Linked DNA regions of Mus musculus: region 1 is linked to region 2. A link is a loop called in an ENCODE intact Hi-C map of the cell type or tissue named here. Cell type or tissue: gastrocnemius. All regions are shown on one strand. Links, peaks and the distances in the headings refer to the core of each region. The heading gives the core; the rest is flanking DNA. Region 1 has its middle 3.8 kb from the start of Gm24454. Region 2 holds the start of Mir193a (microRNA 193a).

Region 1 (4,384 bases), core at 195-4,194, 180 kb before region 2:
GGGTATTTGGTGTATAGATGCTGCATTGCATGGGATTAGACATGGGATTCTCCTAGAACGACTTCTTGATTAGAAGAGGAACTATAAATAAGGTGGTTTGAGAAATTTATACATAATTCGAGGGACCTGAGATTATAACGATTAGCCACTTAGGCAGAAGGCAGTATGGGAAAAAGTAACATGAGGCTGTCAACTTGACACAAGCTAGGGACATTTGGAAAGAGGAAACCTCGGGAGAGAAAAATGCCTCCATCAGACTGGCCTGTGGGAACGGCTGCTTTTTTGCTGACTGATGCAGGAAGGCCCAGCTCAGCTCTGGGCAGGAGGTCCTGGGCTATGTAGGAAAGCAGGCTGAGCAAAGCTGTGGGCAGGGGTGGGGTGGGGTGGGGAGGGAATGAGCCAGGAGCAGCTCCCTCCGTAGCCTCTGCTACTGTTCCTGCCTTGAGTTCCCTTCATGATGAACTGTGAGCTGAGCTGTGAGCTGACATAAACCCTTCCCTCCCCAAGCTGCCTTTGGTCAGCGTTTTATCCCAATAACAGAAAGCACCACGCTAGGACAGAGGGCTTGGAAGCTCACAGGAAAGGAAAACTCCGGCAAACCTTCTGTGCTCTACTCTGAGTCAATACCAAGCTCGCTCTTGCTCACAGTGTCTTTAATGCAGTTTGAAGAAAGTCCTGCATGCCTCTGACTGACACATGTTAGGAACTAAAGGTCTAATGCTCCAGTCCCTGCCCTCGGAAGCTTAAGTCTAAAGAGGATTCACAACATCCTCTTTTGGCTGAGGCATCCCTGGGCTGTGCGATCGATCTTAGTCCAGAAAGTGACCACTGATGAGAAAATTAAGTTCTGCAATAAAACCCACAGCCTATTCTTTTTGTCTTAACGTTGTATGTGGCTACATCAGAAGTCTGTAACTGCTTCACGCTAAGGAAACAGTGCTAAGCTGCAAGGCCTTGTGTCTCTCTCCCAGAAGAGGAAGCCAAGGCAGAAGGAGAGAGGAGGCCCAGGCTCCAGGCAGTGGTCCTGGGATCCAGCTCAGGCCCAGGTCAACCTGATCTAAAGCTAGTAATAGCATTACTGTATTTCTTATTTGGAAGCAATTTGTTGAGTCAGCAAATTGAGTAATTTTTTGTTATTCAAACATATGACTATACATAGAGTGAGAGAGCAAGAGAAAGAGAGAGAGAGAGAATGAAAGATTGAAAATTTATTTTTATTTATGTGAGTCAGGTCCAAAGTACAGTTCCCTTCCTCAAATCCTGGTGGTTAGACAAACGCCAGTATGCCTCAGGAACTACCAAGGGAGCCAGTTTCCTGGCACAAGGGGCAAATGGTATCTGTGGTGCCCATTAGCACATCAAAGCACATGCTGGCATCCAGGCTTCCTTGGTATCACCAGAACCTGCTGCACATTTCTGAGTCCATCCTGGCTCTTCTCACCCTGCCCTTTACCTCAGACTTCTCCAGCTCACGGCCTCCCCTCCCCAGCTTCTTGTTCTTTTTCCATTCTCGCTATTTTGATCCTGTGCTCTTTTTTTTGTCTTCCTCTCAGTTCTCTCTTACACACTCTCTTGGTCTTCCTCTGTCAAAGTTTCTACTCCTGCACAAAACATCATGACCAAGAAGCAGGTTGGGAAGGAAGCTTCCGAATAAGAAATACAGTAATGCTATTACTGGCTTTAGATCAGGTTGACCCGGACCTGAGCTGGATCCCAGGACCACTGCCTGGTGCCTAGGCCTCCTCTCTCCTTCTGCCTTGGCTTCCTCTTCTGGGAGAGAGACACAAGACACACTTCCACACTGCTGTTTGTCACTAAAGGAAGTCAGGACTGGAACTCACACAGGGCAGGAACTTGGAGGCAGGAGCTGATGCAGAGGCCATGGAGGGATGCTGCTTACTGACTTACTTCGCCTGGCTTACTCAGCTTGCTTTCTTATAGAACCCAGGACTTCCAGCCCAGGGATGGCACTGCCCACAATAGCCTGGCCCCTCCCCCCTTGATCACTAATTGAGAAAATGCCTTACAGCTGGAGCTCATGGAGACCTTTCCTCAAGGGAGGCCCCCTTCTCTGTGATAACTCCAGCTTGTGTCAAGTTGTCACACAAGATCAGCCAGTACAGTCTCCTTTGTCCACACGCTTTGTCTTTCTCTCTCTCACACACACCGCCACTCCCCATGGCCATACCCAGTCTGCTGGCCATGTTTTTCTATTGTGTTTCTTTCCCTGCTCTGGACTCCTCAGATCCCTTTGGCTCCACACTCCCTCATATATACAACAGAAACCTTCCACTTTATCTTGGACGGGTCATGGACAGTGTGTATGCCTATGTATATGGGTATATCTCTGGGTGTGTATGCTGTGAGCATGTGGGAGCCTGAGGAAGCCAGAAGAGGGCATCAGACTCCCAGGAGCTGGAATTATAGGCAGTTATGAGCTGGCCAAGTAGGGTAGATGCTGAATTCCCGTTCTCTGGAAGAGCAGAAAGTACTCTTTAACCACGGAGCCATCTCTCCAGCCTATAAAAGCTGATTTAAAATATCCATTACATAATTTTCTAATTAAAAATAAAATATTATTATTATATCATCTAAATTTTGGAATATAAAGAAAAACAGAAAGAAAAAGTTATTGTACTGTATGTCACAATGTATGTACAGTATGAGTGTACTGACTGTCAGTTAATTATGAAATGTTTAATTGCATTTCCCTTGAGTTCAGGGCATGGTGATCGATCCAGGTGAAGAATAGAATAGCATTTAGTAAACTTAGGACTTATAAAGGTTGGACCGATTGGAGATGGAGGTGATTGTAACATGGAGGTCAAAGCCTACAATACCACAAATGGGCAGGAGGTGGTGGGAGCAACGTGGAGCCATAGAAGAGTGGTGCTCGGCCCTCCTTCCAGGATGAGAGCCTCTGGATGAAGCATCTTAGCAGCCTCTAGTTGACCAAGGCTGTGGGAGCTCTGCATCTTATCTCAGCCCTGACCCTGCTCCCCCAACCCCACCCCTTTCCTTCCACAGGATCAGATCTAGTGTGCTTTCTCTCCTGGGTCCCACTTTGCACCTCCCCCTTTTTTTCCTTTTCCATTTTTTTCAAGACAGAGTTTCACTGGGCAGCCCCAGTTGTCCTGGAACTCATTCTGTAGATCAGGCTGGCCTTAAACATATAGAGATCCCCTCTGCATCAGCCTCCCAAGTTCTGGGACTAACCATGTGCGCGGCCACTTCCCTGCACTCCCCCCTCCTTTGTTTTTGACATCACTGTCCTCAATAGATCTTCCACTACTGATGCCTGCTTGGCCTCTGCTTCCCAGAGGCCCCAGTGGCTGCCAGTGAGATGCTCTGCATTTCTAAGTTTTAAAGTTATCTTTAAGAAGTTAGTACCACTGGCCGTGGTGGCGCATGCCTTTAATCCCAGCACTTGGGAGGCAGAGGCAGGTGCATTTCTGAGTTTGAGGCCAGCCTGGTCCACAAAGTGAGTTCCAGGACAGCCAGGGCTATACAGAGAAACACTATTTCAAAAAAAAAAAAAGTTAGTAAGTTTCTCTCTTCTTCTTTCCTTCCTTGTTTCTCTCTCCTTCTTTCCTTCCGTTTTTTCTTTTGACAGGGTTTCAGATATTTCAGGTTGACCTTGAACTCAGTTCCCACTTTAATTTGGGGAGTTCTGGGATTACAGGCACACATGACTTCTTCATGCAGCATTTGGGATTGAGCCCAGGGCTCCATGCCTGCTAGGGCAAGCACTCTATCAACTGAGCTATGTCCCAAACAGTGTTAGAATTTTATATCTAACAATATCTAACAGACTATCACTTTTGACTTTAATACACAGCATAAATGTTATTCTAAGAACTGTGTTTTCATGGGATTTTACTTACACACTATACATTTGAAGATTTCTTAACTGAGTATAAAAATGTTTTAAGAAGTACCACAATGGTAGGGATAGAATCCCAGCACTTGGGAGGCCGAGGCAGGAGGATGGGAAGAGTTTGATGTCAGCCTGGTCTATAGATGAGACTCTGCTTGAGTGAAAGGAAGGAGGGAGGGAGGGAAGGAAGGAAGGAAGGAAAGAAGGAAGAAAGATGGACAGAAGGACTCTGGGGAGCCATAGAAGAAAGAAACTCTGAGAAGAGAGGGAAGATTGGATATGGAAGAGGCCACATCAAGGCAAGAAGCCTTTCAATAGCAGAGATGGGCAGATACACAGGGAAAGCAGAGGGGCCCCTGGGAGCCCCGTGGCTGCTGTCTAGACCTTGTACAAGCAGTCGATAAAGTCCGAATCATGTGGGAAGTCACAGTAATGCAGTAAAAATGCGTTAGTGCTGAGTGTCCTGCCATGCCAGCTAGTGCAAATCACACACTGAACACATAAAAT
Region 2 (4,384 bases), core at 257-4,256:
TGCACGTGGTTCACAAGCACGGGGAGCCGGGGGGGGGGGGAATACCTCTTATATGGTCTTTGTGCAACTTTGTACAAAGTGGTGGACCAACCTAGTTTCTCTGTCTCCAGCCTCCCAGCTTCTAGAAACCTCTCTCATTTCCTAATGCCAGGAAGAAGGGGGCAGGAGGTGCCCTATTGGTCAGCTTGCCCTTCATACACGGAGTTCAAGTCTGCTAAGTGCTCCTAGAACAGTCACACAACACAAAATGACAAAAGGGACCAAGGTCAGGAACTCGAGATTTCAGGGCTTTGTATGGAATTTTGTGTGGGGGTGGGGGTGGTAAGCAAAGTTTTAAGAGCAATAGAACTGGGGGGGGGGGCTTTTTCAGCATAAAACTTGATGGGGGTCAGTAATGGGTTATTAAAGAGGGCAAAAGACTGGTTAGAGAAGTGTCCACAGACTCCACTTAGGACCTGGAGTTGGGCTCCGCATCGAGGCCACCTCCCCAGGAGTAAGTCCAGAAACCAGGCTCTAGCTTCCCCACCCCCAAACTCAAGGTTGGCGCCATACAGCAAGGCAGGCCGGTACAGAAGAAAAACGTCCTTTCTCCCCCACCCCAGGACATTCAAGCACGTTGCGGTTTCTCTGCCGAAGCAAGAGATTCCCCCCAAAACCGCACAGACATCCCGCGGCGCACGCCTTTCCAGTCGCTTCTATCCCGATGGACATGGGAGGGGGGGGCCCAGCCGGAGCGCACGAGGACCAAGAAGGGGCGGGCTGCGGGCGGCGAGGAGAGTGAAGAAAATGCCGGTCCTGGGGACCGAGGACTGGGACTTTGTAGGCCAGTTGAACTGACACTCTCATCTTGCCCGCAAAGACCCAGCTCTCAGCTCCCGTCCGTCTTGGAGTTCCGGATGCCGTGCGTCCCCCGACGACGGGCTGCCCAGGGCATGAGTCCCGCCGCCCGCTCTTGGCTCGAGGACAGTTTCTCAAAGAAGCCACCTGCCCCTCCCGGCCTCGGCCCCGAGGGCTCCAAAACCAGCCCTCGAAGGTTTACACGACGCGCAGCGCACCCTGACCGAGAGGGCAGTCTTGGAGACGCCGGGAGTGAGCGCCCCCGGACGCCCCCCGCCTCATATCCACCCGAGCGCAAGGGCTGCACGCCGAGAAACTTCCCAGCGCCCACACTCCGTGCCCGCGAGGCCCAGCGGTGCGCTGCCCGGTTACCTGCGCTCAGCTCGGCGAGGCGGGACCGAGCCGCGGCGACGCAGGCTGCTTCCTCCCGCACCGCGGCCGCAGCCCGCGCCACGTACCCCAATGTTCCCGCAGCTTCGTGCGCTCCCGGCCGAGGGTCCCCGGCCTCTCGAGACCTGCTCCGGGACCTAGGGATCGCCGCAGGGCCCCCGCCGCGCCCCGGAAGACATGTGCGCTGCTGCGGGGTCCCCGGAAAGTTGCGGGGCTCCTCTCGCTTGCTCTCTCGGCGCTATCTGGCTCCACGTGCTGGTGACACATCAGGAAGGCTGCGCGCCCCGCGGCTCCCGGAGGACCCACACGGCCAGCGCCCGCCCAGCGCAGCCTCCTCGAGCCCAGCGGACCGCGCTCCGCCCCGGTCCGCCCTCCGCCCGCCCCTCACCGGCGCCGCCCCCGGCCGAGACGCCGGCTCACGCTCACAATCTGGGCGGAAAGACCCTGGAGTGGGTTGGGGTGTCCCTCTCCAGAATCGCCCGGGGCAGAGGATCTGAGCCACCCGACTAGACAGTCTCAAGTGCCTTCCACCCAGTCACGCAGCCCTTCCTGCCCCCCGAGCCTCAGTAATTTTCCCCTTTCCTCCTCTGACCGGTCCGATCCGCTGCCGGGGCTTTCTCCCGTGAAGACCGGCGCCGGGAGCCCCCTGCCGGCCACCCTGCTCTCGGGCCGCGCGACTGTCGCGGAGCAGCGCCCTGCAGCACCCTGCAGCGGGCCTCGATCACCCTACCCGCAACCTAGGTCAGACCTGCCATTGAGGGCTTCTTGGCAACCCCAATAGATGATATATTTAAAGTACCCAGTGTAGTTCCCAGGGAGAGAACCTCTTGAAAACCTGGGTTCCTTTAAGGGTGGGACTGAGATGCTGCGATACAGATGGGAGTAACCGAAAACTGTAGAGGTGAAAGCCTAACCCGCTACCGGTTTCTCTCTTACCTCTCTGCCGGCGTACAAAGGGTTAATTGGATGTGTACCATCCTTAGGCTTCTACCAAAATAAATCAGCGGAAGATTGATTCCAGGGGCCCTAGAGAAGCCCAAATAACCACCGAGACTGAGTTCCCTAACTATCTTCAGGTGGAATCTTGCAATCATTTACTTAAAATACCGTGACATTGGCTACGTTCCTATCTCCTCTTTCCTGGCCCCACTATCCAATGCACGCTTTAAATCCTGTGGCGGGGCTGAGCGCTTGTGACACTCAGATTCCCCGATTAGGACAGACAGATGCGCTGAGGCAGGTGCTCAAAAGACAACAGCTCTGAAAAAGCTTGAGGGCAGAAGGCTCCATGCCCTTAAAGGAGATGGGTGCAGGCTTCAGGCTTCTGTAATCCCTACTATTTCAGAGCCCGGGGCAGAAAGGAGGATGCCCTGGTGAGGATACCCTGGCGTGGCCCGTGATGCTGCCTTTTATTGATGTCTGACAGACCCTTTGGATCTGTGAGATTCAGGAGCCTAGAGGAGCCAGTGTCCTGGAGGGATAAAAGAACAGGGATGTAATGGGTTTACCCAGACACCGAATCCGGAGAAACCCTCCAGAGGTTAAGATTTGCTACTTGGCACCTCCTCCTGCTATCCCCTGCCCACATCAAAGGACATGGCTGGGGGAGGGGGGCTAATCCCATCAATGGAATCAAAGGTGGTCAAGAAAGGAAATTCTGCAAATTTGGGGTAGCCACAGGCAGGTTGCAAGGCCACATTACACTAGAGAAGGACGGTTACTAGGGCTCTGGCCTTCTCCTTACATGACAAATGCCTCCTCTCCGTCACTAGCTAGTCCATAAACAGACAGAATCCCTTGCTTCTTGGGGTGGCCCTGTAGGGAAGATGAGCACAGGCACTGGTCAAGCCAGACAGTGGGACTGGTCCTGCCTCCAGGGCCAGAAAGGGACCCAGCGAAAGGAAGGATTCCTGAAAGGTTGTCACAGTCTATTGGCTCCATCTTGCAAGGGCTCCTGATGCCCCAGCACATCCCAAGGCAAATGCTAATGTGGGCTACAGATAGGAAGGAGCATTTCCCAAACCTTGATAGGTTATTAAAAACAAAAAAACAAAAAAACAAAAAAAAAACACTTTAGAGTGTTAGTAAAAAAAACAGCAGCTAACAGTTTAAAATCTAATTGTTTTAAGTATTGCTGTCACCTGGTGTTCAGAGAGAACAAAGAGTTACAAAGAACCTATAGCCATGGGCAGCATGGGGTTCACACACCCCTCATATATAGCAGTTTACCTTGATGTCTTCTCTTAGCCCAGATAATTTTATGAGGGAGGAACACCAGGGAGGGGCCGTTTACTGCAGGAAACGTCCCTAGGATCACTAGGTTTGTCTACGGGTGGAACCTTCTTCACTCCCCACCGCCCACGAAGACGTCCACAGGTGATTCCCTCCCCGTGGGCTTCAGTTCCCACATTGGCAAGGTGAGAGGTATTCCCCTCTGTGACTTCTCCCAGCTTGCCCGGACCCAGCTGCGGAAAGGGGAAGGACATTAGCACTGACTGCTACTTGATTTTGATGACCTTTGTCTATACAATGTCACTGTTGACCTGGGCACAGGAGTCTCTGAATGACTTTCTGTGGGCAGAGTAAGTGTTTGGAAGGTCCCAACGTCCTTGGTTGAGGGCCAAGCCTTTGGCCAGAGTTCTACAAGCCTCTTTTTTTGCTCTGCCATTTAGGATAGATTTATTTATTTACTTATTTTAATGGCATTGGGAATGGAACCAAGGGTCTCACTCTGGGTAGGCAAGTACTCTAGCACTGAGCTGTATCTTCGACCCTTAAAACATTTTTTTGAGACAAGGGTCTAAGTAAATTCCGTAGGCTGGCTTTGAGTATCTTTCTGTAGCTCAGGTAGTCGTGAACATTTAATCTTCCTGCTTCAGCTTCCTGAGTAACTGGAATTTCAAGCCTGTGCCACTAGGTCTCCTGTAGGTCTGGTTTGATTGACGTCTTTATTAAGCCTCCTCCCCCAGCCCCTGTGTGTATGTGCACGCACGTGCGTGTGCATGTGTGTGTGTGTGTGTGTGGTGTGTCAGTCATTGTGACCTATTACTTTTTAGGAAGGGTATACAACTATGCAACTATGCACAAGACTATCCTCTATCAGAGCTACCTGGTCTAAATCTAGCTCACATTCAGTGATTTGGGGGTGGGGGGGACA

Evidence for each region. Peaks named below come from ENCODE experiments on the same cell type or tissue, not always from the same donor. Only the 100,000 strongest peaks of a DNase experiment are listed, where the experiment ranks them.
Region 1: a loop joins it to region 2, with 2.9 times the contacts of the local background. A loop is called at or near these places in 1 of 42 quality-filtered maps.

Annotation. Positions count from the first base shown.
Region 1 is chr11:79,887,735-79,892,118 of GRCm38, reverse strand. No RefSeq gene overlaps it. Among named protein-coding and RNA genes, the nearest start is that of Gm24454, 3.8 kb to the left of the region's middle. In gastrocnemius, for the core only: a CTCF peak has its summit at 2,396 (motif pointing right); no DNase peak of the experiment used is centred there; H3K27ac peaks cover 1,753 bases.
Region 2 is chr11:79,708,455-79,712,838 of GRCm38, reverse strand. It overlaps Mir193a (microRNA 193a), which reads right to left and starts at 870; the gene lies at 805-870. In gastrocnemius, for the core only: a CTCF peak has its summit at 1,868 (motif pointing left); DNase peaks (open chromatin) are centred at 724, 955, 1,612 and 1,834; H3K4me3 peaks cover 1,896 bases; H3K27ac peaks cover 2,260 bases.